Linked DNA regions of Homo sapiens: all the other regions are linked to region 4. Evidence: chromatin loops called from intact Hi-C (ENCODE). Cell type or tissue: B cell. All regions are shown on one strand. Region 1 has its middle 160 kb from the start of MSN. Region 2 has its middle 120 kb from the start of MIR223HG. Region 3 holds the start of MIR223HG (MIR223 host gene). Region 4 has its middle 62 kb from the start of LAS1L.

Region 1 (8,000 bases), 230 kb after region 4:
AGGGTAGCTAGGACTACAGACACATGCAACCACATCCAGCTAATTATTTTTATTTATTATTATTTTTTTTACAGACAGGGTATCAATATGTTGCCTAGACTGGTCTTGAACACCTGTGCTCAAGCAATCCTCCCACCTCAGCCATGCAAAGTACTGAGATTGTAGGCATGAATCACTATGTCCAGCCCTTTTCTTTCGCATTTAATTTTGCATTTTTTTAAGAGATGTGGTCTCGCTATGTTGTCCAGTTTGGAGTGCAGTAGCAATTCCTATAGGCACCATCATGGTGCACTGCAGCCTCCAATACTTGACCTCAAGCAGTCCTCCAACCCCAGCCCCCCAAGCAGGTGGGATTATAGGCATGCACCACCACACCCAGCTTCATTTTGCAAATTTTTAATATAAAGCTTTTAATTGTTTGCCTCAGTGAAAGTCTGCTATCTTCAAAAGTGACTGAAACAAAAAATTAAACTATTCAGGAGACAAGTGCCAGGTGTGCCTGTAGTCCCAGCCACTCATGTCACTGATGCTAGAGGATGGCTTGAGGTCAGAAGTTCTAGGCTGCAGTGCACCATGATTGCACCTGTGAACAGCCACTGCACTCCAGCCTGGACAACAGAGCAAGACCTCATCTCTTAAAAAAATTTTTTCAAACGATGTTTTTTAAAAGGTTCATAGCATTTATACTCACGCTGCAGTGCCTTCGAGGGCCTGAGCTATATTAAAGCTTAAAACCGCTTTACTTTTTTTTTTCATTGTCACTAAGCCACCATGTTGGTTGGCATTATGAAAATATGTATTAATACACTTATTTAACAAGGGAAAAATTATCAGAAAATGAGAAGCATCATTCTTAGTTCACAAGAAATGCAACATGGACCCCAATAGAAGAAGGAGAAGTCATGCAGCCAACAAAGATATGAAAAAATGCTCATCATCACTGGTCATTAGAGAAATGCAAATCCATGTCATGCCAGTTAGAATGGTGATCTTTAAAAAGTCAGGAAACAGCAGATGCTGGAGAGGATGTGGAGAAATAGGAATGCTTTTACACTGTTGGTAGGAGTGTAATATTAGTTCAACCATTGTGGAAGACAGTGTGGTGATTCCTCAAGGATATAGAGCTAGAAATACCATTTGACCCAGTGATTCCATTACTGGGTATATACCCAAAGGATTATAAATCATGCTACTATAAAGACACATGCACATGTATGTTTATTGCAGCACTATTCACAATAGCAAGACTTGGAACCAACCCAAATGTACATCAGTGATAGACTGGATTATGAAAATGTGGCACATACACACCATGGAATACTATGCAGCCATAAAAAAGGATGAGTTCATGTCCTTTGCTGGGACATGGATGAAGCTGGAAGCCATCATTCTCAGAAAACTATCACAAGAACAGAAAACTAAACACTGCATGTTCTCATTCATAAGTGGGAGTTGAACAATGAGAACACATGGACACAGGGAGGGAAATATCACACACCGAGGCCTGTTGGGGGGTGGGGGGATAGGGGAGGGATAGCATTAGGAGAAATACCTAATATAGGTGACGGGTTGATGGGTGCAGCAAACCACCATGGCACATGTATACCTGTGTAACAAAACTGCACGTTCTGCACATTACCCCAGAACTTAAAGTATAATAAAAAATAAATAAATAAAAGAAGTAGATATCAATAACGATACTTCCTCTGTTTATGACCCCAAACATGCTAAAATGCTAAAGTAATGTTTGCAAAGAATATGAATGACAAATGTTATCCAGCAGGTTTTTGGCTTAAAATGATTGCCTATGACTAGCAGCTTCAATGGTAGGGAGGAAGAATCCTTCATTACCTAACAATGGTGCAGTCTGCTCCTAAGTGTCTTTAGAGTACCATGTTTTAATGATAATACTGCATTGATTCTAAAGGCATATGCAGCAAAATGTGGGGAGGGAGAAAAATTGGAAAAAGCATAAAAGTTATATGGTTAGTGTCTTTAAAGTTTAAAAATTTAAACTATTGTTTAAAAAAACCTTACATAGTTCACAGCTATCAGCCCATATAGTAAGCAAATATCTGTGTGGGAAAGGAACCTTCACTTTGGAGTGTTTTTTGTAACTCTGTTTACATTAAAAAGGACAGAAGAATGTTTTGTTGCATTGACAAGGTCCCATTCTTTTCTATGGAGTACAATCCTTGTTGTCCATGAATCTCTTGAATTCGAGATCTATCCTTTTAATGAAAACACTAATTTTGCTGGGTTTTGAGCAGGAAAGGTGATATTTCTCCAGTCTTTGTAGATAAAGGTCCTGTGACGTTATAACCCCTCATTTCTCCCTTTAAGAGAGGATGGCTTTAGAGTGCTGAATACCAATGAAGTCATCAGTGCTGAAAGACCTTCTCATAGGGCTCTCCACAAGTCTTTGTCTTCACACAATCTAGAAATAGCCTCTAGGTTCTGTGCTCTTTTTTTGCTAAGAGGAGCAAATAGAAAATTCAGGTTATTGTCATCTGCTAAGGAGCGAAGATCAAAGTAGTATTTGGCATAAACACTGGCAGGAACATTAAGATTAAACTGAAGAAGCATCAAAAAATGCCTTTCCATTTCATTCATGTCCTCACCTGTAATGTCCTTGAAGATCTGGCAGTAGTCCATATTCCATACAGCCTGATGGTTCCAAACCTTGGAGGCAAGAATGGCTCGCAGACCAATCCTTTTCCAGTTAGTGGGACAAATGTTGGTTTCAGCATAAGTTAAAAGCTTTTCTAAGTAAACCAAAGTTACTATTGCACATTCAGCTGTTAGCTGTGCAGCACTAAAAGGAGTATGAACAAATCTGTAAATAAATTTGTGCTCAGGATCATGCTTAAACTATTCTTCTGGAACTTTTTCTCGTGTAAGTGGATGTGATCTCTCATCAAAAATATCCAGGGATCTATTTGCATCTCTGTTCTTTATGTGGTGATATATTGCTAAGGTCACACATTTTACTGTGGTTCTAAGGTTAGGCTGGTTGACTGTGCTGTCATATAGAAATATTGTTGAGCATGAGCTATACTTTTTAGTAAGCTGCCCTGGAGATACATGGTTTAAATGGTTGCTCTTCCTCTTTTCTCTCACATCCGTTTGAGATTTGCGCAGGAAAATTGTGCTTGCCCTTGGATGGTCAGAAGGGTTTGACTCCAATGCTAAATCTTTGGGCATCTCGCGGTCGCTGATGTGCTGCAGGTGGTGGCCCTCGCCTTCTCCGAAATCAAACTCGGGAGGCTCCGCAGCAGCAGGCGCTACCGCCACCTCGTCCCCGGACGCCGCCTCGTAGATGTCGGACGCGGGGATCCGGCGCGCCGGCCCAGCTTGGGGCTGGCATTGAGGGACACGCAACAAGTCAGCGTGTTCCCCATGGGGCGCCTCCGCCCCTCTCCGCCGCCTCTGGCGCCTTCGCTTGCGCCCTACTCTGCCTCGCTCAGCAGCAGCCCCCTCCCCCAACAATGGCGCGGGGACACTGAGCAAGCAGAGGCCACCTCGCCCAGGGCTCACCCGCCCGCCCCGCGGCCCTGCTCCGCCAGGGCTCGGTCCTGCGCCACACCCCAGCCGCCACGCTGCCTCCGCCTCCGGTGAGCTGACTTGTCTGCCAAGAGAACACTTATATACTGTTGGTGGGAGTTCAGCCATTGTGGAAAGCAGTGTGGTGATTCCTCAAAGAGCTAAAAACAGAACTACTATTAAACCCAGTAATCCCATTACTGGGTATATACTCAAAACAATATAAATACTTCTACCATAAAGACACATGCATGTGTATATTCACCCCAGCACTATTCACAATACCAAAGACATGGAATCAACCTAAATGCCCATCAATGACAGACTGCATAAAGAAAATGTACATATAAACCATGGAATAATATGCAGCTATAAACAAGAATGAGATCATGTCCTTTGCAGGAACATAGATGGTGCTGGAGGCCATTATCCTTGGCAAACTAATGCATGAACAGCAAACAAAACACCACATGCCCTCACTTATAAGTGGGAGCTAAAAGATTCAAACACATGGACATAGAGAGGGGAACAACGGACACTGGGGCCTACTTGAGGGTGGAGGGTGGGAGAAGAGAGATGATCAGGAAAAATAATTATTGGGTACTAAGCTTAGTACGTATGTGATGGAATAATCTTTACAAAAAAAGTGACACAAGTTTACCTACATAACAAACTTGCACATGTACCCCTGAACCTAAAATAAAAGTTTTTTTTTTTTTTTAATGAATTTCATGAGAAGTAAAGGAGGAGGCCTAGCCTGGCAACTATTTGGTGTCATGATATCTGGGGACTTTAACTAATCACGGTTCAAAGTAAGACAACAAAATATTGTTGCTATGTTGCTGCTAAAAAGAAATTGGAATGTCAGAAAGACCATTTTAGATTTGATGTTAGGATGCAAGGCAAGTTGCAAAATCAGGGAATGAGAAATAGTGTAGGTGAGGGTGTGTGTGCGTGCAGGTATCTTAAGACCAAGGTAGGATGGTGTAGGTTGGTGTATTAGTCCGTTTTCACGCTGCTGATAAAGACAAACCTGAGACTGGGCAATTTACAAAAGAAAAAGGTTTAATTGGACTTACAGTTCCACGTGGCAGGGGAAACCTCACAATCATGGCAGAAGGCAAGGAGGATCAAGTCAGATCTTACATGGACAGCAGTAAGCAGAGAGAATGAGGAAGACGCAAAAGCAGAAATCCCTGATAGAATCATCAGATTTGTGAGACTTATTCACTACCATGGGAACAGTATGGGGGAAACCACCCCCGTGATTCAATTGTCTCCCACTGGGTCCCTCCCATAACATATGGCAATTATGGGAGTACAACTCAGGATGAGATTTGGGTGGGGACACAGAGCCAAACCATATTATTCCACCCCAGCCCCTGCCAAATCTCATGTCCTCACATTTCAAAACCAATCATGCCTTCCCAACAGTCCCCCAAACTCTTAACTCATTTCAGCATTAACCCAAAATTCCACAATTCAAAGTCTCATCTGAGACAAGGCAAGCTCCTTCCACCTATGAGCCTGTAAAATCTGCAGAGAGGTGAACTAACATTTGTACAGCTACTTTTTCTTTGTGGGTATTTTCTGCTTTCTGGTTTGCAGTAGGCTGAAAACACAGACATGGCCCCAGTCAGAAGGCTGCTGCTGAGAGTTAGAGAAACCAACAGAGCTTTTGGTAGTGCCTTGGTGCTGGAGAAACAAAACAGGAGAATATGGCAGAGCACAGTTACATGAGAAAGGCAGAGAGCTGAGCCTATGAATAGCTGGTTTTTGCCTTAAGATGGTTGCCAAATTCTGGAGCTCAGAAGGCTAAAAAGCTAAAGAGAAATGGCCATATTGCCCAAGGTAATTTATCGATTCAATGCCATCCCCATCAAGCTACCAATGACTTTCTTCACAGAATTAGAAAAAACTACTTTAAAGTTCATATGGAACCAAAAAACAGCCCACATCACCAAGTCAATCCTAAGTCAAAAGAACAAAGCTGGAGGCATCATTCTACCTGACTTCAAACTAAACTACAAGGCTACAGTAACCAAAACAGCATGGTACTGGTACCAAAACAGAGATATAGATCAATGGAACAGAACACAGCCCTCAGAAATAACACCGCATATCTACAACTATCTGATCTTTGACAAACCTGATGAAAACAAGCAATGGGGAAAGGATTCCCTATTGAATAAATGTTGCTGGGAAAACTGGCTAGCCATATGCAGAAAGCTGAAACTGGATCCCTTCCTTACACCTTATACAAAAATTAATTCAAGATGGATTAAAGACTTAAACGTTAGACCTAAAACCATAAAAACCCTAGAAGAAAACCTAGGCATTACCATTCAGGACATAGGCATGGGCAAGGGCTTCATGTCCAAAACACCAAAAGCAATGGCAACAAAAGCCAAAATTGACAAATGGGATCTAATTAAACTAAAGAGCTTCTGCATAGCAAAAGAAACTACCATCAGAGTTAACAGGCAACCTACAAAATGGGAGAAAATTTTCGCAACCTACTCATCTGACAAAGAGCTAATATCCAGAATCTACAATGAACTCAAACAAATTTACAAGAAAAAAACAAACAACCCCATCAAAAAGTGGGTGAAGGACATGAACAGACACTTCTCAAAAGAAGACATTTATGCAGCCAAAAAACACATGAAAAAATGCTCACCATCACTGGCCATCAGAGAAATGCAAATCAAAACCACAATGAGATACCATCTCACACCAGTTAGAATGGCAATCATTAAAAAGTCAGGAAACAACAGGTGCTGGAGAGGATGTGGAGAAATAGGAACACTTTTACACTGTTGGTGGGACTGTAAACTAGTTCAACCCTTGTGGAAGTCAGTTTGGTGATTCCTCAGGGATCTAGAACTAGAAATATCATTTGACCCAGCCATCCCAAAGGACTATAAATCATGCTGCTATAAAGACACATGCACACGTATATTTATTGCGGCACTATTCACAATAGCACAGACTTGGAACCAAGCCAAATGTCCAACAATGATAGACTGGATTAAGCAAATGTGGCACATATACACCATGGAATACTATGCAACCATAAAAAAGGATGAGTTCATGTCCTTTGTAGGGACATGGATTAAATTGGAAATCATCATTCTCAGTAAACTATCGCAAGGACAAAAAACCAAACACCGCATATTCTCACTCATAGGTGGGAATTGAACAATGAGAACACATGGACACAGGAAGGGGAACATCACACTCTGGGGACTGTTGTGGGTGGGGGGAGGGGGAGAGGGATCGCTTTAGGAGATATACCTAATGTTAAATGACGAGTTAATGGGTGCAGCACACCAGCATGACACATGTATACATATGTAACTAACCTGCACATTGTGCACATCTACCCTAAAACTTAAAGTATAATAATAATAAAATGAAAAAGAAAAAAAAAGAAAACTTTTGAAAGTAAAGTGCCATTAAACTGTGTCGAGTCAAGTATTAAAATTCTGGACCCATCAAGGGTAAACATGCCAAATTCTCCATTGGAAACCCTGGAGAGCTAACATTCCAAAAACCAGAGGTATTCTGGTTTACCGTGAAAGAGAAAGAGAAAAAATAGCCAATAGAAACAAAACAGACCCATAGATGTTTCAGATATTATTGTTATCAGACAAGGACTTTTAAATAATTATGATTAATATGTTCACAAAAATAGAAAAGAAAAAGAAAAAAGATAGCTAAAATAAGGAGAACTCCAGAGAGCTAAAATCTATTTAAAAGAACCAGATGGGAATTCTAGAAGGAAAAGAGCACACAAATTGAAATAAAGATCTCAACAGATAGATTTAAGAGCAGCTTAGACCATGTAAAAGAAATGATTAGTAAACCAAAAGACATAAATATACCTCTCTCAATAGCTAGCAAAATAAGTAGACAAAAAGCTGGTAGTTGAGATGAGAAAGTTTGATAGGTGATAGTCTGAGCAGATGATCATTGGAAGTGTAATAAGGTATAGTATATGTGGGGTTGCTGGAGATGGGAGGTTGGGTAGGAGAGCTGGCAAAGAGATAGGCAGGACTTCAGTCTTAGAGGGAGCATAGCAGAGTGGAAGTCATATGTGGGTTCAAATCCCAGCCTTATCACTTCAAGGTTATGAGACCTTGGGCACCTTTCTTAACCTTGATTTCTTCATTTGTAAAATGAGGCTTAGAGTATTACCTACTTTAGAGGGTTGTTGTAAAAATCAAATTTAAATGAGACAATGCTTGTAAAGTGTGTAGATGGTGACAAGGCCCATAGAAGTTGCTTGACAAATAGTAGCTGCTAACATTAGATGGCCTGGTATACTATGTAAGTTAGTAGTGTAAGGATTTAGATATCAAGAGACAGGCAAAACTGTTTTCTGCCTAACTTTCCTATTTAACTCCCCATCTAACCTTCTATTTCAGGAGATATAGGGAAAACTGGGACATAGA
Region 2 (8,000 bases), 300 kb after region 4:
TTGGACATTTGGGTTGGTTCCAAGTCTTTGCTATTGTGAATAGTGTTGCAATAAACATACGTGTGCACATGTCTTTATAGCAGCATGATTTATAGTCCTTTGGGTATATACCCAGTAATGGGATGGCTGGGTCAAATGGTATTTCTAGTTCTAGATCCCTAAGGAATCGCCACACTGACTTCCACAATGTTGGTGGGACTGTAAACTAGTTCAACCATTTCTTCTAGATTTTCTAGTGTATTTGAGTAGAGGTGTTTATAGTATTCTCTGATGGTAGTTTGTGTTTCTGTGAGATCGTTGGTGATATCCCTTTTATCATTTTTTATTGAGCCTATTTGATTCTTCTCTTTTCTTTTTTATTAGCCTTGCTAGCAGTCTATCAATTTTGTTGATCTTTTCAAAAAAACAGCTCGTGCATTCATTGATTAAAAAAAAAATTTTTAATGTTTCTGTCTCCTTCAGTTCTGCTCTCATCTTAGTTGTTTCTTGTCTTCTGCTAGCTTTTGATTGTGTTTGCTCTTGCTTCTCTATTTCTTTTAATTGTGATGTTAGGGTGTCGATTTTAGATCTTTCCTGCTTTCTCTTGTGGGCATTTAGTTCTGTAAATTTCCCTCTACACACTGCTTTAAATGTGTCCCAGAGATTCTGGCACGTTGTATCTTTGTTCTCATTGGTTTCAAAGAACATCTTTATCTCTGCCTGCATTTCATTATTTACCCCGTAATCATTCAGGAACAGGTTGTTCAGTTTCCATATAGTTGTTCAGTTTTGAGTAAGTTTCTTAATCCTGAGTTCTAATTTGGTTGCACTGTGGTCTGAGAGACAGTTTGTTGTGATTTCTGTTCTTTTACATTTGCTGAGGAGTGTTTTACTTCCTATTATGTGGTCAATTTTAGAATAAGTGTGATGTGGTGCTGAGAAGAATGCATACTCTGTTGATTTGGGGTTGAGAGCTCTGTAGATGTCTATTAGGTCCATTTGGTGCAGAGCTGAGTTCCAGCCCTGGATATCCTTGTTAATTTTCTGTTTTGTTGATCTGTCTAATATTGACATTGGGGTGTTAAAGTCTCCCACTATTATTGTGTGGGAGTCTAGGTCTCTTTGTACATCTTTAAGAACTTGCTTTTGAATCTGGGTGCTCCTGTATTAGGTGCATATATATTTATTATAGCTAGCTTTTCTTGTTGAATTGGTCCCTTTACCATTATGTAATGGCCTTCTTTGTCTCTTTTGATCTTTGTTGGTTTGAAGTTTGTTTTATCAGAGACGAGGACTGCAACCCCTGCTTTTTTTTTGCTTTCCATTTGCTTGGTAGATCTTCCTCCATCCCTTCATTTTGAGCCTATGTGTGTCTTTGCACATGAGATGTGTCTCCTGAATACAGCACACTGATGGGTCTTGACTCTTTATCCAATTTGCCAGTCTGTGTCTTTTAATTGGGGCATTTAGCCTGTTGACATTTAAGGTTAATATTGTTATGTGTGAATTTGATCCTGTCATTATGATGTTAGCTGGTTATTTCGCCCATTTATTGATGCATTTTCTCCATAGCATCTACTGTCTTTACAATTTGGCATGTTTTTACAGTGGCTGATACCGGTTGTTCTTTTCATGTTTAGTGCTTCCTTCAGGAGCTCTTGTAAGGCAGTCCTGGTGGTGACAAAATCTCTCACATTTGCTTGTCTATAAAGGATTTTATTTCTCCTTCACTTATGAAGCTTAGTTTGGCTGGATACGAAATTCTGGGTTGAAAATTTTTTTCTTTAAGAATGTTGATTATTGGCCCCCACTCTCTTCTGGCTTGTAGGGTTTCTGCCGAGAGATCTGCTTTTAGTCTAATGGGCTTCCCTTTGTGGGTAACCTGACCTTTCTCTCTGGCTGCCCTTAACTTTTTTTCCTTCATTTCAACCTTGGTGAATCTGACAATTTTGTCTTGGGGTTGCTTTTCTCGAGGAGTATCTTTGTGGTGTTCTCTGTATTTCCTGAATATGAATGTTGGCCTGCCTTGCTAGGTTGGGGAAGTTCTCCTGAGAATATCCTGAAGGCTGTTTTCCAACTTGGTTCCATTCTCCCCGTCACTTTCAGGTACATCAATCAAACGTAGATTTGGTCTTTTCACACAGTCCCTCATTTCTTGGAGGCTTGTTCATTTCATTTTACTCTTTTCTCTCTAAACTTATCTTCTCACTTTATTTCATTAATTTGGTCTTCAATCACTGATATCCTTTCTTCCACTTGATTGAATAAGCTATTGAAGCTTGTGTATGCTTCACGAAGTTGTCATACTGTAATTTTCAGCTCCGTCAGGTCATTTAAGCTCTTCTCTACAGTGGTTATTCTACTTAGCCATTCGTCTAACCTTTTTTCAAGGTTTTTAGCTTTCTTGTGATGGGTTAGAACATGCTCCTTTAGCTCAGAGAAGTTTGTTATTCCTGACCTTCTGAAACCTACTTCTGTCAACTAGTCAAACTCATTCTCCATCCAGTTTTCTTCCCTTTCTGGCAAGGAGTTGTGTTCCTTTGGAGGAGAAGAGGCCATCTCGTCTTTGGAATTTTCAGCCTTACTGCTCTGGTTTCTCCCTATCTTTTTGGTTTTATCTCCCTTCAGTTTTTGATGTTGGTGACCTATGGATGAGGTTTTGGTGTGGATGTCTTTTTTGTTGATGCTGATGCTATTCCTTTCTGTTTGTTAGTTTTCCTTCTAACAGACAGGCCCCTCAGCTGCAGGTCTGTTGGAGTTTGCTGGAGGTCCTCTCCAGGCACTGTTTGCCTGGGTATCACCAGTGGAGTCTGCAGAGCAGCAAATATTGCTGCCTGATTATTCCTCTGGAAGCTTCGTCCCAGGGGGGCATCCACCTGTATGAGGTGTCTGTCGGCCCCTACTGGGAGGTGTCTCCCAGTCAGGCTACACAGGGGTCAGAGACTCACTTGAGGAGGCAGTCTGTCCATTGTTGGAGCTCAAACGCCATGCTGGGAGAACCACTTCTCTCTTCCGAGCTGTCAGGCAGGGACATCTAAGTCTGCAGAAGCTGTCTGCTGCCTTTTGTACAGATATGCCCTGCCCCCAGAGGTGGAATCTAGAGAGGCAGTAGGCCTTGCTGAGCTGTGGTGGGCTCCACCCAGTTTGAGCTTCCCTGCCACTTTGTTTACACCGTGAGCATAGAACTGCCTACTCAAGCGTGAGTAATAGTGGATGCCCCTCCCCTGCCAAGCTCCAGTGTCACAGGTCAATCTCAGACTGCTGCGCTAGCACCAAGCAAGGCTCCGTGGGTGTGGGACCTGCCGAGCCAGGCATGGGGAGGGAATCTCCAAATCTGCTGGTTGCGAAGACCCCTGGGAAAAGTGCAGTATTTGTGCAGGAGTGTACCATTCCTCCAGGTACAGTCATTCATGGCTTCCCTTGGCTAGGAAAGGGAAATCCCCTGACCCCTTGCACTTCCCGGGTGAGGCGATTCCCTGCCCTGCTTCGGCTCACCCTCCATGGGCTGCACCCACTGTCCAACCAGTTCCAATGAGATGAACCAGTTACCTCAGCTGGAAATGCAGAAATCACCCGTCTTCTCTGTTGATCTTGCTGGGAGCTGTAGACTGGAGCTGTTACTATTTGGTCATCTTGGAAGCAACCTAGTTATTTATCATGAAACACATTTATTCTTCTATTCTCAAGAGTCCTCAATAGTGGTGATAGAGTTAGAACTTGAACTCAGGCTTCCTAACTCCAGAATCAGTGTTCTTTACATTTAATTATGCTTCTTGTGTAATTTATTTCTGCTTTTTAATCATGCATGATTACATTGGCAAATAATAATAGCACACAATTATTAATGTTCATGGAGGAATAGCCATGTTCAAAGATCTTGATATTGCATTATCTCATTTAATCTTAACAACATTTCAAAGATATAGGTGTTATTTTCCAGGTGAGGAAGCTGAGGCTCAGAGATATCATGTAATTTGTGCAAAATTTCACAGATAACAAATTGTGAGAACAGGATTCAAATCTCGATGTCTGACTGACTTCAGTGCCTGTGCTCATAAATACTACTTTATTCTGTTGTTTTAAAGGATACTTTTGACCTACCTTGAGTGGAGCATGTGATTTGGCTTGTGTCCCAAGGAAAAGTGACAGTCTCCATAAACAGCAGTACTTTATGACTGACAGAAAGCATCTATGAAATAGATGAATGAAAAGAAGAAAGGCTGTCTGTGTTTGGACAATTTAAATCTTTTTGTTGGAATCAACCTGCTTCCAAGAAAGATGTAACTCATGCCCTAGCCTCACTACCAGATGACCTGGAGGACTTTTTCCAAGTCTGAGACTTACTCTTTTAGAGGAATATTAACAAACTACTATTGGCTCAGAGGACAAAAAGTCAAATTACAAAAGAGCAGGCCACCATAGCCCATGAAGAATGGCAGAAATGGGGCTGTTTGGTGAGAGGAAGTAACTTCAATGTCCAAATTGACATTCTCAGCCAGGCTAGGTGGCTCACACCTGTAATCCCAGCACTTTGGGAGGCCAAGGTGGGTGGATCACCTGAGGTCAGGAGTTCAAGACCAGACTGGCCAACATGGTGAAACCCTGTCTCTACTAAAAATACAAAAATTAGCCCGGTGTGGTGGTGGGTGCCTGTAATCCTAGCTACTTGGGAGGCTGAGGCAGGAGAATCACTTGAACCTGGGAGGTGGTTGCAGTGAGCCGAGATCATTCTACCACACTCCAGCCTGGGTGACAGTGAGACTTCATCTCAAAAAACAAACAAACAAACAAACAAACAACAACAAAAAATTGATATTCTCATTCTTGACTCTTCCCTCTCTCTAATGCCCATGTTCAGTCACCAATCATGTAGTTGTATCTCTTGAATATCTCTCAACTATCTAATAAATATTTGAAGATGATAAAATAAAATAATTCACAAAAAGAAACCTGAATAGTTCATTAGTAAATAAAAATTTATTCAGTTTATTGGTTAACAGAGAAGTATGTGTTAAAACAATGAAAAGCCACTTTACATGGATACGATTGACAAAAAGTAAGAGAAAAACACTAAGTATTGGTGAGCATACCAGGAAATAGGCACTACTCAGGCACTACTGGTGGGAGGGTAATCTGAAGAACAATCTGACAATACTTTGTGAAATTATGTGTGTGTTATTCCTTCCTTCTACTTTCTTTGGGCTTATTATACTTTTCCTTTTATAACTTTTTAAGTTGGATGTTTATACCTTCAATTTTGAGCCTTTTGTCTTTTCTAATGTAAACACTTATAGCCAAAAATTTCTTAACAGATACTGCTTTAGTCTTGTTATGTACTATTTTATTTTTTCAGCTCTAAATATTCTCAGATTTCCCATTGATATCTTCTTTGATTCATGAGTTGTTTAAAAGTATATTTTTTCTATACCTAAATGTCTCTTTAATTATCTTTTTGCTATTAATTTCTAAATTAATTGCATTCTGTTGAGCTGCAGGATACCAATTATTTGCAATTTTTTGAGGTTAACTTTATGGTATAATTTTCACAAATGCTCGTTCATGCCTTAAAATATGTATTCTTCAATGGCTGGGTGCAAAATTCTATAATATGTGTATTATTTCAAATGTGTTCATCATTTTGTTCAAGTTGCCTATATCTTTACTGACTTTTTGTTTGCTTCATCAACACTGAGAAAAAGGTGTGTTATATTTCGTATTTTAGTAGTGTAATTTGTCAATATCTCCTTGCTCTTCCATTTTTAATATATTTTTTGACCTACACAGTTAGATACATATGATTATCCTTGCTATATTTGTTAAATTTTTCCTTTTATTACTATGTAATGACCATTTTTACCCCTACCAATGCTTTTTGCTTTACAATCTATTTTGGCTGATATTAATATAGCCACAAGGGCCTTTTTTTGTTACTGGTACTATTTGTCTGTTATGTTTTCTTCCATACTTTGACATCCACCTTTTTCTCTGCCCTTATGTTTTAGATATATCTAGTGTGAAATTCTTATAGCAAGATTAAAAAAAAAAAGTACGATGACATTTGTCTTTTAACTGGATAAATTTGTGTATTTACACTTGTAATTAGTGGCAATTTTAATTTATTTTATAAACTTATGTCTTTTTCTGTGTGTCCCATTTATTTTATTTATTTATTTTAGTTTTTGAGAGAGGGTCTCAGTCTGTGGCCTAGGCTGGAGTGCAGTGGCAGAAATATGGCTCACTGCAGCCTTGACCTCCTGGACTCAGGCAATCCTCCTGCCTCAGCCTACAACATAGCTGGGACCACAGGCATGCATCAACATGCCTGACTAATTTTTTTTTTAATTGAGTGACCAGGCTAGTATTGAACTCCTGAGCTCAAGTGATCCTCCTACCTCAGCCTCCCAAAGTGCTGGAATTACAGGCATGAGCCACCATGCCCGACTAGTCCCATTTATTGTTTCCTCCTTTTTCCTGCTTTTTTTTCACCATACGTGATGGTTAATTTTAGGTGTCACCTTGCCTGGATTAAGGGATATCCAGATAATTGGTAAAACACTATTTCTGCATATGTCTGTGAGGGTGTTTCCAGAAGAGATTAGCATTTGAATCAGTGGACCAAGGATCACCTGCCCTCGCCTAGTGTGGGCAGGCACTATCCAATTGGTTGGGGGCCCAGATAGAACAAAAAGGCAGAGTAAACAGAGGAAACGGAAATTCAAGCTCTCTGTTTTGGAGCTGAGACACTCATCTTCTCCTGACCTTGGACACCACAATTTTAGATTCTTAGGCTTTTGAACTCTGGGACTTGCACCAGCAGCTCCCCAAGGTTCTTAGGCCTTTGGCCTCAGATTGAGAGTTACGCCATCAGCTCCCTTGGTTCTCAGGCCTTCAGACTTGGACTGAGGTACACCGTTGGCTTCCCTAGTTCTTCTGCTTGCAGATAGCAAATGGTGGAATTTCTCAGCCTCCTTAATTGTACGAGCCAATTATCATAATAAATCATCTCTTATTTATCTTTATATATCTATGTATCCTATCAGTTCTGTTTCTTGGGAGAACCCTGACTAATATAGATTTTGGTATCAGAAGTGGTCTAGAGGAAAAGAATTTCAAGGTTGAGAGTCTTGAATTGTTTTTGGAGTTTCTGAAACTGGCTCTTTAATCTGATTAGACTTAAAGATGCTTAGGAATCTATTTCCAACAGTAGAGAACACTGAGAAACCATGCCATGAACTGTATAGAGAGATATGCAATATATCTACATTGGATACTCCTAATTAACCACTTATAAGAGACAAGGAACATAATGCCTCTGTATATAATAATTTGTACATTCGTAGAAAAGGAAAAAATATAATAATGTTGATTCGTTGCTCCTAACGTTTCTGGGAAAAGTGGTGAAAAAAAAATGAGCTTAGGGTTTTGAATTCCCAACTCAAACACTGCATAAATGACCTAAAAGCTTCTATGTGTGCCCTGAGGGAGAATCTTATCTTTCATAGCCACAGAGTGAAATAGCTGAAAATAAAAAATAAGTCCTCATAGCGCCATTGACTGAATCATGAAAGTTGAACTCTCAGCCTCATAAAGTGTTGTATTAGTCTGTTTTCACACGTAAAGACGTACTTAAGACTGGGAAGAAAAAGGGGTTTAATTGGACTTCGAGTTTCAAATGGCTGGGGAGGATTCAGAATCATGGCGGGAGGTGAAAGGCACTTCTTACATGGTGATGGCAAGAGAAAGTGAGGAAGAAGCAAAAGCAGAAACCCCTGAAAAACCCACCAGATTTCGTGATGCTTAATCACTATCATAAGAATAGCATGGGAAAGACCAGCCCCCCTGTTTCAATTACCTCCCCCTGGGTCCCTCCCACAATAGGTGGGAATTCTGGGAGATACAATTCAAGTTGAGATATGAGGGGGGACACAGCCAAACCATATCATTCTGCCCTGGCCCCTGCAAATCTTATGTCCTCACATTTCAAAACCCATCATGCCTTCCCAACAGTCCCCCAATGTCTT
Region 3 (8,000 bases), 420 kb after region 4:
TTGTACTCATTTTTTGAACATGCTTATGTAGCACTCTGTTTTCTGGACTAGATTGTGAATTCCTAGAGGGTAGGGACCATGTCTTATACCTGTTCTGGTCAATACAGTAGCCACTAGCCACAGATGGCAATTTAACACTAGAAATATGGCAAGTTCAAATTGAGATGTACTGTTTGCATAAAATACATACTACATTTTGAATAATGTAAAATATCTTATTAACAAATACTTACATTGTTTACAGGTTGAAATAACATTGTGGATGTATTGAGCTAAACAAAATATATTATTAAAATTAGTTTCACTTAAAAATTTTTCATGTGGTTATTATAATAATTGTGGCTCGCATTACATTTGTATTAGATTGTTGTATATTTCTGTTCTGTTGTATGTTTATTTTTTCCCCTTTTGCCAAGCATAGAGCTTTGTAGCCAGTAGGTGCTCAACACACCCTTGCTGAATATACTTAAGCTGTAGTTATTGGGTTAATTGCTGCCATTTATCTTGTCAGTGTCACTGTTTTGTGGCAGCCTCACAGTGAAACCTCTGTCCCTAGGCCCAGGTGTACAAAAAGTTCTTTAGTCCTGGCCTGCGGGTGCCCTACACATTGCATCAGCCTTTGTATTTCCTTTCAGAGGAAACCCCAATGCAATCCTATGCATAGCAATCACTAGGGTTGAGGTAGAGTGTGTGGACACAAGCCACTTGCACAGGAAGTGGCCTTAGCTTTGCAATTTTCCCTGGGGCCTCTTCTTGAAAGTCTTCTGAAAGGAGGTGGGGGTGAGTGAACAGGAAGATAAACTCAAAGTGAAGGGTGGGGGCTTCTCAGCTCCTTCATGGAGGTTGGGTAAGCTAAGCAATGTGGGGACATTGGGCTATGAGGTCTCTTTCTTTTGCTTATGCATTGACTCATTCACTTATTCACCTCACAGTTCTGGGATAACTAGTTTATTCCTAGGCCTAAGAAGACAGTAAAGATCAAACATAGTTCCTACTTTGGGCAGTGCTTGGTCTTCTGGGAGAGACTGACACCTAAGTGCTGTGTGGATGTTTTTCAAGAGTAGAGGAGGGCAAGGTGGGAAGCAACTAATTTTGCAGGTGGTTGTCAGAGAAGGCTTTCCAGAGACAGTGAGCATCATTTTTTTCCTCTCTATCCCTTAAGATGTAGCCAAAATCTTATTCTTCTGAGAACCTTTCCAGTTACCATCACCTTCTCATCTTCTGCCCTGGGAGAATCTTATATACGTATCTGACGGCACTTCATGACTTTGTCAAATTACTTATCATATTCTGTAGGGTGACATAGCTCTTGGGGTGCACACCTGTCTTCCATTTCCCTTTAGCCTGAGAATCCTTCAATCTGATGTGAGGACTAAGGCTCAGACAGGCTGTGTGTGATTGTTCAAGGTCACATAATCAATAAGTTACAGAGCTTGGTCTATAACCCAGGGTCTAAGATGCAGGGACTCTGATTCAGTGTTCTTTCCATTCCAGTACTGCGGAAACAAATGAGTGTGTCTGCAGTGTGGGACCCCAGCACTGCCTGCTTGCTCCGCTTGTCAACTATTTTCCCTTCTTTCTCATCTCCCTTCACAAGCACAGGCAAGGCAGAAATCATACAAAATGGGAAAACTTTGTGACTTTTGGTTGCTCTCTGCAGAAGCCTGGACAACAGATCAAAAAGAAGAAGCCCCTTTGTGCTGTTATTGGAAACTTGGCCCTTCCCAGCATACTTTGTGTTTGTGGGCTAAAGAGGAACTCTGAGCACAGTTCCCTTTTCTCGCATTCAGGCCATATGCATAGGTAGTATGATTTTCAGAGCCTTCTGTTTCCTAATGCTCTCTTTTATTGCCCTGTCTTTGGACTCAAAATAGATACCATTAATTACTACTTTAGGTAAACACATTGTCTCCAGAAACCCCTGTTAAAAGGCCAGTAGAGTACCCTAATTGATAGGGAAGAAAAAAACGTGTGTAGCTAAACTTAATCTCTATGGTATGCGTAGGAAGAAGGGGGTCCCATTTTAGCAAAGTGCCCGCAGGACTACCCTACTTCCGCTCCAAGCTTTAGTCAGAAACCAAAAGAAACAAGAACTGAATCTTTCTAGAAGCTAGATCTGGGGTCTTGAGGCCTGAGCCAATAAATTATTCTGGTAGAAGGAAGTTTTCTACAGAGTGATGTTAGTGCAAGTGAATCCCTATTTCAGGCTTTCACAGAGCCTCAGGTCCTGCAACCATGGGGAAGCCCACAGTGAGTAACGAAGAGCCACAAAGGAACCAGGGAATGTTTGAGTTGGAGTGGTCTCCAAGACCATTTAGTCCAACCTCTGTTGATTAAAGGAGAAACTAATGCCCAGGGAGGTAGTAGAGTGGGGACTAGGGCCCAGGGCTCTTGGCTCGCAGAATGTGGTCTTTCTTTTGAGCCTGAGTATATAAGAATGTACATAGCTTGAAAAGATTATTTACCACGGCTTGACTATCACTCAGGGCCATACTTCCACTAGTGTAGACAGAGGACTGTGACTTGGGCACTGCAGTCATTGAAAGCTATCAAAGTATAACCTGAAAGCATTGCCCCTCCCATCCTTCATGCCATCAGAATTCATGGTGGAGGGCACTGCATGATGGGAATTCATCATCTTCCTGGCTGTTAGTGGGGACTTCCAGGAGACTGCAAACATGAGGCATTAAGAAACCATCCACCTTCTTTTCACACCTTTCATGTCCCTCATTAGCCTGAAGGTCACAGTTGAACTTAGGGGTCTGGCACTAATTTTTCTTTCTCAAAGTCAACTACTTTCTTCTCCCTTCCTTGTAGCCAATGTGGGAAAGTAGACGAAAACCTCAACATTTGGAGTTAGACCTGAGTGAAAAATCTGCCTTCTCTATTATTTTCTAGTTTTGTTTCCTTAGACAGGTCACTTTATTTCTGTGTGCCTCAGTTTCCTCACCTATAAATAAGAATAATAATACCATACCAGAGAGTTGTTGAATAAATTAGATAATACACATGAAAGAATATCATAAGTACTCCAATAAATGTGAATTTCCTTATTTATTTCCTTCAGCAAGCCCCAAGATGACAGAATGTGGCTTGTGGTCATAACTGTGCCCCAGAGCCAGCTTCATAGGCATATGACTTGTACAGCTTCACAGGGCTCCATGCTTAGAAGGACCCCACACTTAGTTTAATGTTCTGCTGTCATCATCTTGATATTCTTAATTTTTAAATAAAGGGCCTATCGTTTTCATTTTTTACTGGGCCTTGCAAATTATGTAGCTGGTTCTGTATGCCAGGAGAGAAGTTGGAAGTAAAATGGTATTCCAGGACCAGGAGGCATTCTGGCAGAGTGAAAGAACATGTGATTTGGAGTCCATGGGGATGGGTTTAAATTTCAGCTTTCCACTAATTTGCTTTGTGATACTGAGTATTTCCTTTTATCCCTCAGAGGCTCTGTTTCTCAATTTTGACTACGGGTTTTTTCATTAGATAATGTCTCAGTTCTGGTATTCCAGGTTTCCCTCAATTATTCTGGGAAAACCTCCTTGACCCACAGGCAGAGCCTAGGGCAGCCAGGTGCTTTCTACTCTCTCTCTCTCTGCAGCTTGGAAAGTTAGTGTCTGTTGAAGGTCAGCTGGGAGTTGGTGGAGGCAGGGCAGTGGCCTGCTACTATTGCTGCAGTAGCAGACCCTTTCACAACAGCATTGTTTTGTCATTTTGCATCCAGATTTCCGTTGGCTAACCTCAGTCTTATCTTCCTCATTTCTGTTTCCTGTTGAAGACACCAAGGGCCCTTCAAAACACAGAAGCTTCTTGCTCACGGCAGAAAGCCCAATTCCATCTGGCCCCTGCAGGTTGGCTCAGCACTGGGGAATCAGAGTCCCCTCCATGACCAAGGCACCACTCCACTGACAGGTATGGTATCCATTTGCCCTCTCTTCTTGGATTCTCAAGCTGGGGCAGAGTCCATGGCAGCCAAGGGTGGCTTGGATCTGCCCATCCCATTCTCTTCAGACCCTCCTCAGGGATTAAGGTCAAAGGTGGGAGGAAGAAGGCTTCCATTGGCCTTTTATCCTAGAGGTTCTAATGGAGGGGAAAAGGGGATAGGATATTTTCTATCCAATCAGGATGTTTAGGAGATAGTCACATGGAAGTGGAATGGCCTTTGGACCCAGGAGTCAGGAAACCTGAGTAGCAGTCCTGGTTTTACCATTTACCCAATGTGTATCTTTGGGTAAGTCCTTTCTCCAATCTAGGACACAGTTTTTTCACCCCTTTTGCAAAATAAAAAAGTAAAAAGAGGAAAAGAATGATTAGATAGATGCTGTCTAGAGACCCATGGTTATTAGATTCCTAATTTTCATGATTGTCAGCCCTCTGTCAAGAAAGAAGATGAGAGTAATCTTTGCATATGTAACTGTGGGTGGGGCTGAACACATTCAAGAGGAGAGTGCTGGTGGTAATCCATATAGCACTCTCTGAGAGGCATGACTCAAAGATGAAAGCCTCTTTTCTAGTCCAATCTTTGACTCCTAGAGATTCAAAATTGAAAGACTCTTAGAGACTAGGTACATATGGAAGAAACTGAGGTCCAGAAAGAGGAAGAAAGGGACTTGCCCAAAGTCATACAGAGAATCTGTAGCACAGCTGGGTCTGGGCTCCCAGGTCAGTCCTCTTTTTGCTCTATCCTAGGAGGACTGAGACATCAAGCAGCAGGACCTGTCCTGTAACTGACCCAGGACAGGTCCTGCTCATACTAGAGGCAGTCTGGGATTTTTAGGCATGGTCCTGAGGACTTCTTCTTTTCTTCTATTTTTCTTTCAGGTACTTGGCTCACTCTGAGTGTTCAGAGATTCCTAGACACCTACTTACCCCTAATTCTTCTGGTCTATTCCCTCCAATTCCCTCCATAAAAACTGACCCATCCTTTGCATCAACAATAGTGGCTTGATGACGCTCTTCAGTAGAGGATTTTGCATTTCATATGGGGAAAAATGATGTTATTCTAAGTAATATAACAGACCAAGAGAAGAGCTTTCAAATTCCCTTAATATCATCCCATATAGATATTTATGTCTTCTTTCTATGGGTCTGGTGAACATTTCTCAACTGAATGTGATTTTCTTACATACACTCCATTGGAGAGGCATACCAGTCTAGTTTCAGCTCAACCACTAACTCCTTCCATTAATACTGAAGCAATGTTGTCTATAAGGCTCCACAAATTTCAAAGTACTAATAATTTTTAGCCCCTTTCATGCCTCCTTTCCAGCCTTTCTGGAGGTGAATAAAGTCAGAAAGTGCATTCAAAAGGCTGTGAACACCTCCAGCTTATCTAGGTCTTCTTACTGGAGCTGACAGCCAATGAGTGTAATGATACAAAAAAGGTAACAATCCATTTCTTTTTCTCCTGCCATCCCCAACTCAGACTCTGTTAATCAGCTTGCTTGGCTGGCCTCCAACCATAGGTCCAGGGGCTGAGACAAGGTCCTTTTGAGCTCCTATGTGGGAGGCTCTGGAAAGCTTAGCAACACTTTCCAACAACTTTGCCAGGTAAGTAGGTAAGTCTCCTTGTTCTCATTTCCAGAGAAGACAACTGAAACCCAAAGAAAGACTTGCCCAAGCCATGATTGGCTAGTTGATGGCCAAGACAGCATTAGAACACAAGTTTGTCGATTCTGTCATGCCATATTTGGTGACCATGACTGCTGCTTTTGCTGCTGGGTGGATTAGGCTGAATTGGGTAGGTAGAAAAGGAAGTGAGGGAGTGAAAGAGCTTTAGTTTTGAGATGACTGCCAGAACTTAAATTGAAGGAGTATGTTACCTTCTTAACATTCAATTAAAAGAATAGAGCAAGAAAAGACACTGATTGTTTTCTTGCTGAAAGACAAGGCTGAATCCCTCTGTCTTACCTGGGCTGGGACAGGGCTTTCCGGCCTCATGGGGGCAGTTTACCATTTCTGGTAACCTTGTGATGTTTGCCACTTTTCATGACAATATTTAATGTAGACCAGCTACCTGCTCACAGATCAACTGCCACAGCTGGTAAGGGCAGTAATTTGACACCAGCAACCTGGGATTTTTAGCAACAGGATCTGATTGTTGCCAAGGGAATTCTCCCAGAAGTTTCAGACCTGACCCTGCTCCTGGCAGCTTCCTTATTGCCCTGGTGGCTTGTGGGTTCAGTGATCCCAAATGTTGCATTACAAAGCTATTGCCTGTTTTTGCCCTCTTTGTTGATGTGTCTTCCCTTTCCCAGAGGGATATACAGAGAAGGGAGGCAAAATAACCAATGAGGAAAGCTGTATAAGGCATACTGCTGAACTGTAAAAAATTTATTGTATAAACTTTACAAGTCTCCTCCCCAACAGGAGCCTTTGTTATCTCATTTATAACCTAAGTGAGTGAGACTAGATGATCTTTAAGGGCACTTTAATAGCTGCCATTCTTGAGTCCCTATGGGACAAGAGGATCATGTTAGGCAAGGCTGAGACCACAAGAAATCAATGTCACACCTGTCCAGATCCTGCTAAATCAATTGCCAATAGCTCTTTCTTTCATTTTGGTCACACAACCACTACTTTTTGAGCATTTGTTATGTATTGAATACTGAACCAAAGGCTTTACATGCATTATCTCCTGTCATTCTCACAATAACCTTATGAGGTAGGTATTATACTTACATACATTTTGTGGGTGTAGAAAACTTGAGCTCAGAGAGGTGAAATGATGTATCCAAGGTTGCCTAACTAGCTAATGGAAGAACTAGGATTTAAGCTCATGTTTAACCTCAAAGCCTATGTGCATAACCACAACACTGAAAACACAGCTTGGGAGAATTGAGAAGAGGGAGCAAGGATGCTGACTCTAGGGTCTGGTACTTTCCTCAAGTCAGGGAGGCAGGATGATGACCAAATTTTCCCCTCTCTGCTGCATAGAGGAACCCACTGAAGCTTGGGACCCCTAGAAATGCCATAGCTACAGGACTCAGGCCTGATGAGCTTCCAGCTGAGCACTGGGTGTCACTCGGGCTTTACCTGCTTATCTTCAGGATCTCTCTTCTGGTTAGGAACCCTATGCCTATTTTGCTCACTTCCCTATTCTGGTGCTTTGGTTGGTCCTTTGAGCAAGATCCCCGGGGCTAAGGGTGTGACTTCATCATTCCTTTCTCTCTCTTTCCCTCTAGGGTCACATCTCCCAGGAAGATCTCACTTCCCCACAGAAGCTCTTGGCCTGGCCTCCTGCAGTGCCACGCTCCGTGTATTTGACAAGCTGAGTTGGACACTCCATGTGGTAGAGTGTCAGTTTGTCAAATACCCCAAGTGCGGCACATGCTTACCAGCTCTAGGCCAGGGCAGATGGGATATGACGAATGGACTGCCAGCTGGATACAAGGATGCTCACCAAGCACCAAGTTCTCACAAGTTATTTTATGTGACTTTGCAGGAACTGAGGCATTATATCTGAGGACACCAGGGGAAAAGTGTGGCATCTCAGGGAAATACAGCCCTGGGCTGTGTCTACACACACCATGAGAGTGCTGATGGGGGCGCAATAGTCTTGAAAATGTATAAAGTGTCCAGGAATGGAAGTGCTCTTTGATTCATTATTATTTTCTTCCTTCATATTCCCCTCCCAGAGTCTCCTATCTAGGACATCAGCATTCTCACACAAGCCTAATGGCTTATCTGAGTAAGCAGGGCTTAGAAATTCACTTTCTTGATACTCAGTCTTGCCTTCTAAACACTCCTTGATCTTGCCTACCTCTCCCCTTTTCCACATGTCTTTTCCTGTAGGAACACTTTCTCCATTTATTCCTGCCTATCCAATTCTTCCCTATATTTCCTGGACCAGCTAAAGTCCAGTGTTTCCAGAGACTTTTGAAAGTCAACTTACACTTTTTCCTTCTTCATTCACAAAGCTCTTCTTCCCTGGGCCCTGGTATGTATGCCTTTCTCTCCTACTGTCTAATAGCACCTCGTAAATTGTCAATGAACTT
Region 4 (8,000 bases):
TGTGAGCCACTGTGCCTGGTCTCTCTCTTCATCCCATTTTATCCTTGCCCACTCGTCCTCATCTCTGTGACTTTTTCATAATATTTTAGATATAGTATTAGCCATCATTAATCACAATGTATTAGTCAATATTAGTCACAATACCTCAGCCATGATAACAGTATGTAATCACCTATAGATATGAAATGTTATCATTGCACATCACATGGACAGGAATGAAGAAACTGGGATTTTTGGCAACAATCGGCAAGCAATTTCCTCTTCCAGATTAAAAACACAATTTTGAGGCTGGGTGCGGTGGCTCACACCTGTAATCCCAGCACTTTGGGAGGCCAAGGTGGGCGGATCACTTGAGCTCAGGAGTTCGAGACCAGCCTGTCCAATATGGTGAAACCTCGTCTCTACTGAAAATACAAAAATTAGCCAGGTATGATGGTGCACGCCTGTAATCCCAGCTACTCAGGAGGCAGAGGCAGGAGAATCGCTTGAACCCAGGAGAAGGAGGTTGCAATGAGCCTAGATCACGTCACTGCACTCTAGCCTGGGAGACAGAGAGGGACTCCATCTCAAACCAAGACCAATTTTGATTTTGCTTATTTATTAATTCTTTATTATTTTTTCCAAACACTTTTTAGTACCTACAATGGGGCTACCCCAATCCCCGCTGCTACCTTCCCACCTCTTCTACTTTTTTTTTTTTTTAACTACCTGCATGTTTTTTCCTCCCTCCTTTTCCTGTGGTGCTTCCCACCATACACATCTTTTGGAAATGGCTTCCAGGAGGAAGAGAAGGGACCATCTCAGGTATGACTTCAAATCAAGCCACTGGGTTGTCTGAGAAGTACCCCAAGCAACTAGTCTGGACTGGGAGGTTGAATTGAGTCCTTGCTGTTGCTGAAGCTGTGAGAATAATTCTGTTTAAAAAACTTTTAAATAAAATATCCTTCAAAATATCCTTCAAAGTCTCCGTCCCAGGGTCTGTTTGTGGTTTTTCTGGGAGAGGCTTGTGGGAATCAGCAGTTGTGGGGTGGTGCAATAAACTAATGACAAGACCTTATAGACAAATTATTTTATTTTATTATTTTTTTGAGAGGGAGTCTTGCTCTGTCACCCAGGCTGGAGTGCAATGGCATGATCTCAGCTCACTGCAACCTCTGCCTCCCAGGTTCAAGCGACTCTCCTGCCTCAGCCTTCTGAGTAGCTCGGATTACAGGCGCATGCCACCACTCCCGGCTAATTTTTGTATTTTTAGTAGAGACAGGGTTTCACCATGTTGCGCAGGCTGGTCTTGGACTCCTGACCTCAGGTGATCCACCTGCCTCAGCCTCCCAAAGTGCTGGGATTACAGGCATGAGCCACTGCACCCGGCAGGCAAATTATTTGGTAGGGTAAAAAGCAGTTTGTTATCTTCATTGAGTCTGTTCCTCACAATAAACTATTATCACTCACAGACACCTTGATTGGGAGAGAAAAACTTTTTGTTTGTGTTGGGACCAGGTTGAGGAAGGGAAGGAGACAGGTCTAGGAGTTGCTGGTGGAAACTGTGGGTACTTATCAGGTGGGAGGTTGTAGGCAGAGAGGTTTCCGTTTAAGGAACACTGAGAGAGGATCAGAATTATGGCAAAACATCAAAGACAATCTCGACCTTCTCATTGCCTAGAAGTGAAAGGTGTTGGAGCAATTTGCAGCTTTCAGAGACCATTCTAGTCCACCGCCCTTAATTTAGAGTTGGGAAAAAATGAAGTTTAGAGAAGCGGGGGAATTTCCCTAAGGGCACAAAGGCAAGTAGTGGCAGAACTGGGAGTTCTGTCACCTCAGAGCAATACTGTATCAATCTTTGTCAACTCATTAGCATCAGAGGTGGGTTGTTAGAATTTCCAAATAAAAGTAGAGAAGACTGTACCCTGTTCTAGGCAGCAGCAATGGTGGTAGTGGCATGAGGGGATGGTGGTGGGATGAAGTGGTGGGGGTGGGACTAGGATGTAATGGAAAGCCTTGGAAGCTTGAATGAGTAGGCTTGGATATTAGGGTTGAAAGGACCTTTGGGAATTGGTGGCCCCTACTTGGGTAGGGGCAGAGAAGCATAGAATACCACAGAACATTATAAAAATAACCAGATAGAATGTCAGGGCTGGGAGAAACCTGGAACCTCATCAAGTCCAGCTCACTCCTGTTTCAGGTGGGGAAACTGAGATCCAGAGAGAGGCTGAAAACTTGACCTGGTTTCTACAGTGAATCAGGAGAGAAGTAGGGCTGCAACCATCCCTGTCACACAACAAGAAACACTGGCTGCCTTTGTTGTTTCCCTTGCATCTGAGTTGGATGATCAGACTTTTTAACCAAGAAAGAGAGATGAGGGAGGGGAGCCCAGTGTTTCATGGCCTGCCTAGAGCTACTTATATAATTAAACATTATAGAATGACAGCATGAAAGCCTTAGTATGCACCTGTTTCTGTAACATAACCCTATATCTGAACCCACCCTACACCTCCAGCATGTAATGCCCTGCAATACTGAGTCCAAGAAGCCCCTCAAATTTAGTGATACCTCAAGACTGAGACCACAAATCCTGTAGACAGTAGGGCCTTCCCTGAATACCAAGCACTCCCTAGTCTTTCTCATGATTAGGTTCTCACTCTCACACTAAGGTCACTCCTTTTTTCTGCCCAGGCATACATTTTATCTTCTCTGAGGAGGGAAGGGAGTAGATGGGGATGCTGAAAAGCACTTTAATTTGAGCAGTTCTTGCCATATCTTTGCCCCTCATGTGAAAACTTCTCAGCCATGGAACTAACTTGTTCCCATACCCACTCTCATAGCACAGTCACCCTCCACCCCCATTCATCCACACCCCTGACATTTACTCACTTCGCCCATGGCAGAGACCGTACTGGCCATGCTCTCTGCACAGCCCTGGAAAGCCTCTTGTTTCTAGTCACTAGGAGAGAAGGTCCAGTCTCCCAGCACACACTTCTTATCTGGATGTCTCTCATTGTGAGGGACTGGGAGGTCTGTAGGCCTACCTCAGCCTGATTCTGGCCCTATCTAGTGAAGCACTCAGTGATCTCTTGCGCCCCCCTCTGGCCTCAGTTCTTTAGCGGTTGCTACAGCAAGTGGTCTAGTTGGGCCTGCACTTCCAAGTCAGACCCATAGAGGGCAACCACTTGCCAGTTTATGAGAAATCACTCTGGGTGTGGCCTCTCCCTTTGTTCACTTCCTTTTCAGTGCTTGTAAAATTCTAGAACCACAGGCTGTCAGAATCAGAGGGTGTGTTTAGATAACTTATATTTGAATATCCTCATGATAAAGATAGAGAAACAGGCCCAGAGAAGAGATGAGACCAGTCTAAACTCAGACAGTGATTCACTCTGTGGCAGTTAGGGCTAGAATCCACGTTTCCTGAATGCCAGTTCAGAACTTTTGAAACACACGGCCAAGCATCTAACCCAAATGCCTCATTTTATAGTTGTGAAAACTGAGGCCCCGGAAAGAAGTTGACTAAGGTTGTACAGTCGTTGTGATAGAGCTAGGACTCAAACCCAGGTCTTCTGAATCCCAGTCCAGATTCAGAAACATAATGTTAGGCATCTAGTTCATCCTGTTGGTTTTTTTTTTTCTTTATAGATGAAAAGAGTTCAGAGAGGGAATCTAATTTACCTGAAGCCACAGAGTAAATTAGTGAAAATCAGAACCGGAGCCCAAGGCTGGCTGTAGAACTGGGACTGAATGGAAACTGGGGACTCTGACTTCTAGTCTCCAAGAAACCTCAATAACTTAGGGACCCCAGTGTCTTGGAATTAAATAACAGAGGTAGGGATGCAGTCCTTGCTTAAGCTGACTATGAATGAATCCCCAGGAGGCTGGAATCTGGGGCATAGTGTGTACGTGTGTGTGTTTGGGAGGGAGGGAGTCTGCTCTGGTCCCCTCCAAAAAACTCTTAAGAAAAGACTCACCTCATTTCTCCCCTTTCAAGGCCTCTGGCTTTGAGAGTGAGAAGATGACTCACTCATTGCCCACAGTTGCCGCTGAGAACATAATTGCTAGCTGGGACATCACCACAGCATCCAGCCATCACATTTGCAGAGTAGTGTCTTGTTTTGTCAAAGCTCTTTCCTATTTTTCTTTTTCTTTTTTTTTTTTTATTTCAGCTTCCTCAAGCTCCAGGGAGCCAGATGAGGCAGATACCATTACCTCTTCTTTTATAAAGAAGAAACTCATTTATGGAGGGGTGGGGGGAATGAGGGGGGACCTGAACTGGTGTTGGACTGACTGAGACTAAATCCCCAGTCCTCTGATTTCCAGCTTTCTGGAGTGTCTGCATAAATACCCAGAGTCCCAGAGGAGACAGCAGTGTCCCTCAAATGCCTGATGACAGCTCCTCCCTCATTTATTAATCACTGAGCTGGGGCCAGATACTGTACTGGGCTTTCATTGGAGACAAAGGTGACAGAAACCCTGCCTTTAAGTGTTCACAATCTGGATATTGATTAAGTCACCACTCTGCCCATTTCAATCCTCAGCTTTCTCTTCTTCTACTAGAAAAATAACTCCAACAGTGCTTTATTTTATTTTATTTATTTCTTATACATTTATTTGAGACAGAGTCTCATTCTGTTCCCCAGGCTACAGTGCAGAACTTGGTCACAGCTCACTGAAGCCTCAACCTCCTGGGCTCAAGTGATCCTCTCACTTTAGCCTCTTCTGAGTAGCTAGGACCACCATGCTTGGCTTTTCTTTTCTTTCTTTCTTTTTTTTTTTTTGAGACAGCATCCCACTATGTTGCCCAGCCTGGTCTCAAACTCCAGGACTCCAGTGATCCTCCCACCTCGGCCTCCCAAAGCACTGGGATTACAGATGTGAGCCACCTGGCCCAGCCTTGTTTTATTATTTTTGAGACAGGGTCTGGCCCTATAGTCCAAGCTGGAGTCCAGTGGTGTGATCACAGTTCACTGCAGCCTCAACCTCCTGAGCTCTGGTGATTCTCCCACCTCGCCCTCCCTAGTAGCTGGGACCACAGGCATGCAACACCATGCCCAGCTAATTTTTAATTTTTTTTGTAGAGATGGGGTTTTGCTATGTGGCCTAGACTGGTCTTAAACTCCTAGGCTCAAGCGATCTTCCTACCTCGGCCTCCCAAAGTGTTGGGATTACAGGTGTGAGCCACCATGCCCAGTCCAATAGTGCTTTTTGGCTGGAGACATTGAATCAATTTTATAACCTTTTCAGAGATTGATTAGGAGTCAGAACACTAACATTCTAGTTCCAGTTCTGTTACTTCACTGTGTAATAGTGAGCTAGTCCTTTCCTATGCATGGGCTTCAGTTTTCACATCTGCAAAATGATTTTGTGGGATGGGGTCAGAAGACAGTAGGAATATAGTTTCTAAGAACTTCTGGCTCAGATCATTTAGGAGATGAAGACACTTTGTAATCTGTGGGCAGTGTTGTTTCTTTGGGTAAAAGGCTGGAGGGTAGGAGCCCGCTGGGCCTGTTATGAGACCTTTCATCCTGCTGTCTTCCTCCTTAACTTTGTGAGGTACCCTTCCCAAGGAGCAGGGAACTTGGGCTTTCTGAAAACCTCAGAGGGACCCCATTTCTACCTCTCCTTACCAGCAACACTCAGGAAGCACCAGAACTATTTTGGATTGGAAGTTATTTAGCCAGATTCTGAGGTTGAAGTTCATGAAACAGAGACAGAATCAGAGAAGGAGAAGAGAGAGGCATAAAGGAAGAGGCAAAGAGACAGAGAAAAGAAAGAAAGAGGTGGGGTCGGGGGGAAGAGGGAAAGACTAAAGAGGAAAAAATGGAGGAGAGATAAAAATAGAGAGCAGGAATTAGAGACAGACAGAAACAGACAGAGACAGGAAGAAAAAGAAAGAAACACAGAGAGAGAAACAGAAGAGAGAAAGAAACAGAGAAGGGAAGAGGAGAGAGGAGAGAAAAACAGGGGAAAAGAGACAGAAACAAGGAAAGACAGAGAGAGAGAAAAAATATGAATGAATATGATAATATGATAGTGGACATACCTAGTCCCAGGCAGCCGCATGAGAGAAGTTGCATAAAATCCTACGTCTTGAATAGGATCTAGAAGTGAAAGAACCCTTGAAAAAATCGAGGCCAGAGAGCAATTGAGCTTTGTTCATAGTCACACAGCAAGCTGGTGGAAGTGCCAGGACTCAAACCCAAGACTAGGATAGAGTAGTTCAAAACAGACTGGCCTGAGAGTCTAGAGGTCTTGAGGTTTGTCAGTCTGTCTTTGAGGGACTGCGGGCAATGTAATAACACAGGAAGAGTGCCAGCACATTGTCTGCTGCAGAAGAGGCACTGGCATCAGGGAGTTTTGCCCTCTTCCCCCATCAGCTTTCCTCTGAGGACGAAGACATACAACATACATGCATGCCTATTAAGGCTGACTAGGGTAAGTTTGGTTCTATTACACAGCACTTTTGGGAGATTAGAGGCAGACTTCATGGAGGAGGTGACTTGTGGGTCAGGGCTTGAAGGATGAAAACAACAACCAAAATTTTAGTTGCGGCTGGGCATGCTGGCTCACGCCGGTAATCCCGGCACTTTGGGAGGCTGAGGAGGGTGGATTACCTGAGGTCAGGAATTCGAGACCAGCCTAGCCAACATGGTGAAAACTGTGTCTACTAAAAATTAAAAAAAAAAAAAAATTAACTGGGGATGGTAACACGAGCCTGTAGTCCCAGCTACTGGGAAGGCTGAGGCAGAAGAATCACTTGAACCTGGGAGGCAGAGGTTGCAGTGAGCCGGGATTGCACCATTGCATTACAGCCTAGGAAACAAGAGCAAAACTCCGTCTCAAAAAAAAAAATAATAATTTCAAAGATGCACTTATTCTTTAAAAAAATTCAAAGTAAGGCTGGGTGCAGTGGCTCACGCCCATAATCCCAGCACTTTGGGAGGCTGAGGCGGGCAGATCATGAGGTCAAGAGATCGAGACCATCCTGGCCAACATGGTGAAACCTCATCTCTACTAAAAATACAAAAATTAGCTGGGCGTAGTGGCATGTGCCTGTAGTCCCAACTACTCGGTAGGCTGAGGCAGGAGAATCACTTGAACCCGTAAGGCGGAGGTTGCAGTGAGCCGAGATAGCGCCATGACACTCCATTGTGGGTGACAGAGCGAGACTCCATCTTAAAAAATAATATTCAAAGTAGGTAGGATTTTGATAGGTGCAGAACTGGGTGGTTCTAGTTCAAGGGAATAGCACAAGGGGTAGGAGTGCTTGAAGAGGACATGAATAGGCAGCTAAGCAAGGTGTCATCTGCCTTCTGGAGGGCAGAGGGCATGAAAAAGGGGTCCCAGATTTTGGTCACCCCATGAATGACAGGTGTCTGGGTTGGCTTGTGATGACAGTGAGGAGGAAAGGGAGGCTTTTGAGAAGGGATGCAGTAAGAACAGGGTTGAGTTCTATGAAGATTCCCTCTGGCAGGCAGCCCTATGGAGGATGGATTGGAGAAAAGATACTGACATCAGGGAGCCGTGACAGATCTTTGCTGTTGTCCAGGTGACAGATAGGTAATAAGAATCTGATGTGGTGTGGTGGGGGTGGGTATAGATGCAGTGGTTTTGGGGGTGGCTTTCTAAGTTTCCTTTAGAGAAAACATAGGATCTGAATTTGGACCATTGTTGGGGGACTAAGGAGAGAGATGAGCAGAGGGCCAAAAAGCAGCCACCCAAAATTCCAGACAGGTAGCTGTCTTTTCCTAGCTTATGATTGGAGTGTGTGTGTCTTTTTAAAAATTTCTGTTGGCTGCTCTGAGAGTTTGTGTGTCTCCCAATGTTCGTGAGCAACCTCCTGCATATGCATCTGTGTATGGATGTGCGTCTCCAGGCGTCTAAATGCGTCTGTACCTTCCTCTGTGCGTGTTTCACCTAATCCATGCTGTGGTTAAACTGATCGGCTAAAGGAATGACTTCACATTGCTTCATGCATCTTAAAGTGCAGGAATAAGCATCTTTGCTCCCAAACGTGC

Evidence for each region. Hi-C counts contacts between places; a loop is a spot of excess contacts. Peaks named below come from ENCODE experiments on the same cell type or tissue, not always from the same donor. Only the 100,000 strongest peaks of a DNase experiment are listed, where the experiment ranks them.
Region 1: a loop joins it to region 4, with 7 times the contacts of the local background. A loop is called at or near these places in 2 of 110 quality-filtered maps.
Region 2: it touches region 4 in a loop (16-fold over the local background); 2 of 110 quality-filtered maps call a loop at or near these places.
Region 3: it touches region 4 in a loop (4-fold over the local background); 3 of 110 quality-filtered maps call a loop at or near these places.

Annotation. Positions count from the first base shown.
Region 1 is chrX:65,818,849-65,826,848 of GRCh38, forward strand. It overlaps the pseudogene CCNYL5. Among named protein-coding and RNA genes, the nearest start is that of MSN, 160 kb to the left of the region's middle. RefSeq lists a silencer at 3,465-3,614. In B cell, no CTCF peak of the experiment used is centred here; a DNase peak (open chromatin) is centred at 3,503; H3K4me3 peaks cover 1,050 bases; H3K27ac peaks cover 364 bases.
Region 2 is chrX:65,891,199-65,899,198 of GRCh38, forward strand. No RefSeq gene overlaps it. Among named protein-coding and RNA genes, the nearest start is that of MIR223HG, 120 kb to the right of the region's middle. In B cell, no CTCF peak of the experiment used is centred here; a DNase peak (open chromatin) is centred at 3,193; H3K4me3 peaks cover 843 bases; H3K27ac peaks cover 527 bases.
Region 3 is chrX:66,011,637-66,019,636 of GRCh38, forward strand. MIR223HG (MIR223 host gene) reads left to right here and starts at 3,825. Exons shown (of 3, transcript NR_170299.1): 1 at 3,825-3,915; 2 at 5,429-5,553; 3 at 7,188-8,000. MIR223 (microRNA 223) reads left to right here and starts at 7,234; the gene lies at 7,234-7,343. RefSeq lists an enhancer at 1,614-1,683. In B cell, no CTCF peak of the experiment used is centred here; DNase peaks (open chromatin) are centred at 1,895 and 3,755; H3K4me3 peaks cover 6,476 bases; H3K27ac peaks cover 7,906 bases.
Region 4 is chrX:65,592,473-65,600,472 of GRCh38, forward strand. It overlaps a transcript of MSN not described here. Among named protein-coding and RNA genes, the nearest start is that of LAS1L, 62 kb to the left of the region's middle. In B cell, CTCF peaks have their summits at 3,117 (motif pointing left), 3,330 and 5,785; DNase peaks (open chromatin) are centred at 3,149 and 3,939; H3K4me3 peaks cover 1,464 bases; H3K27ac peaks cover 3,773 bases.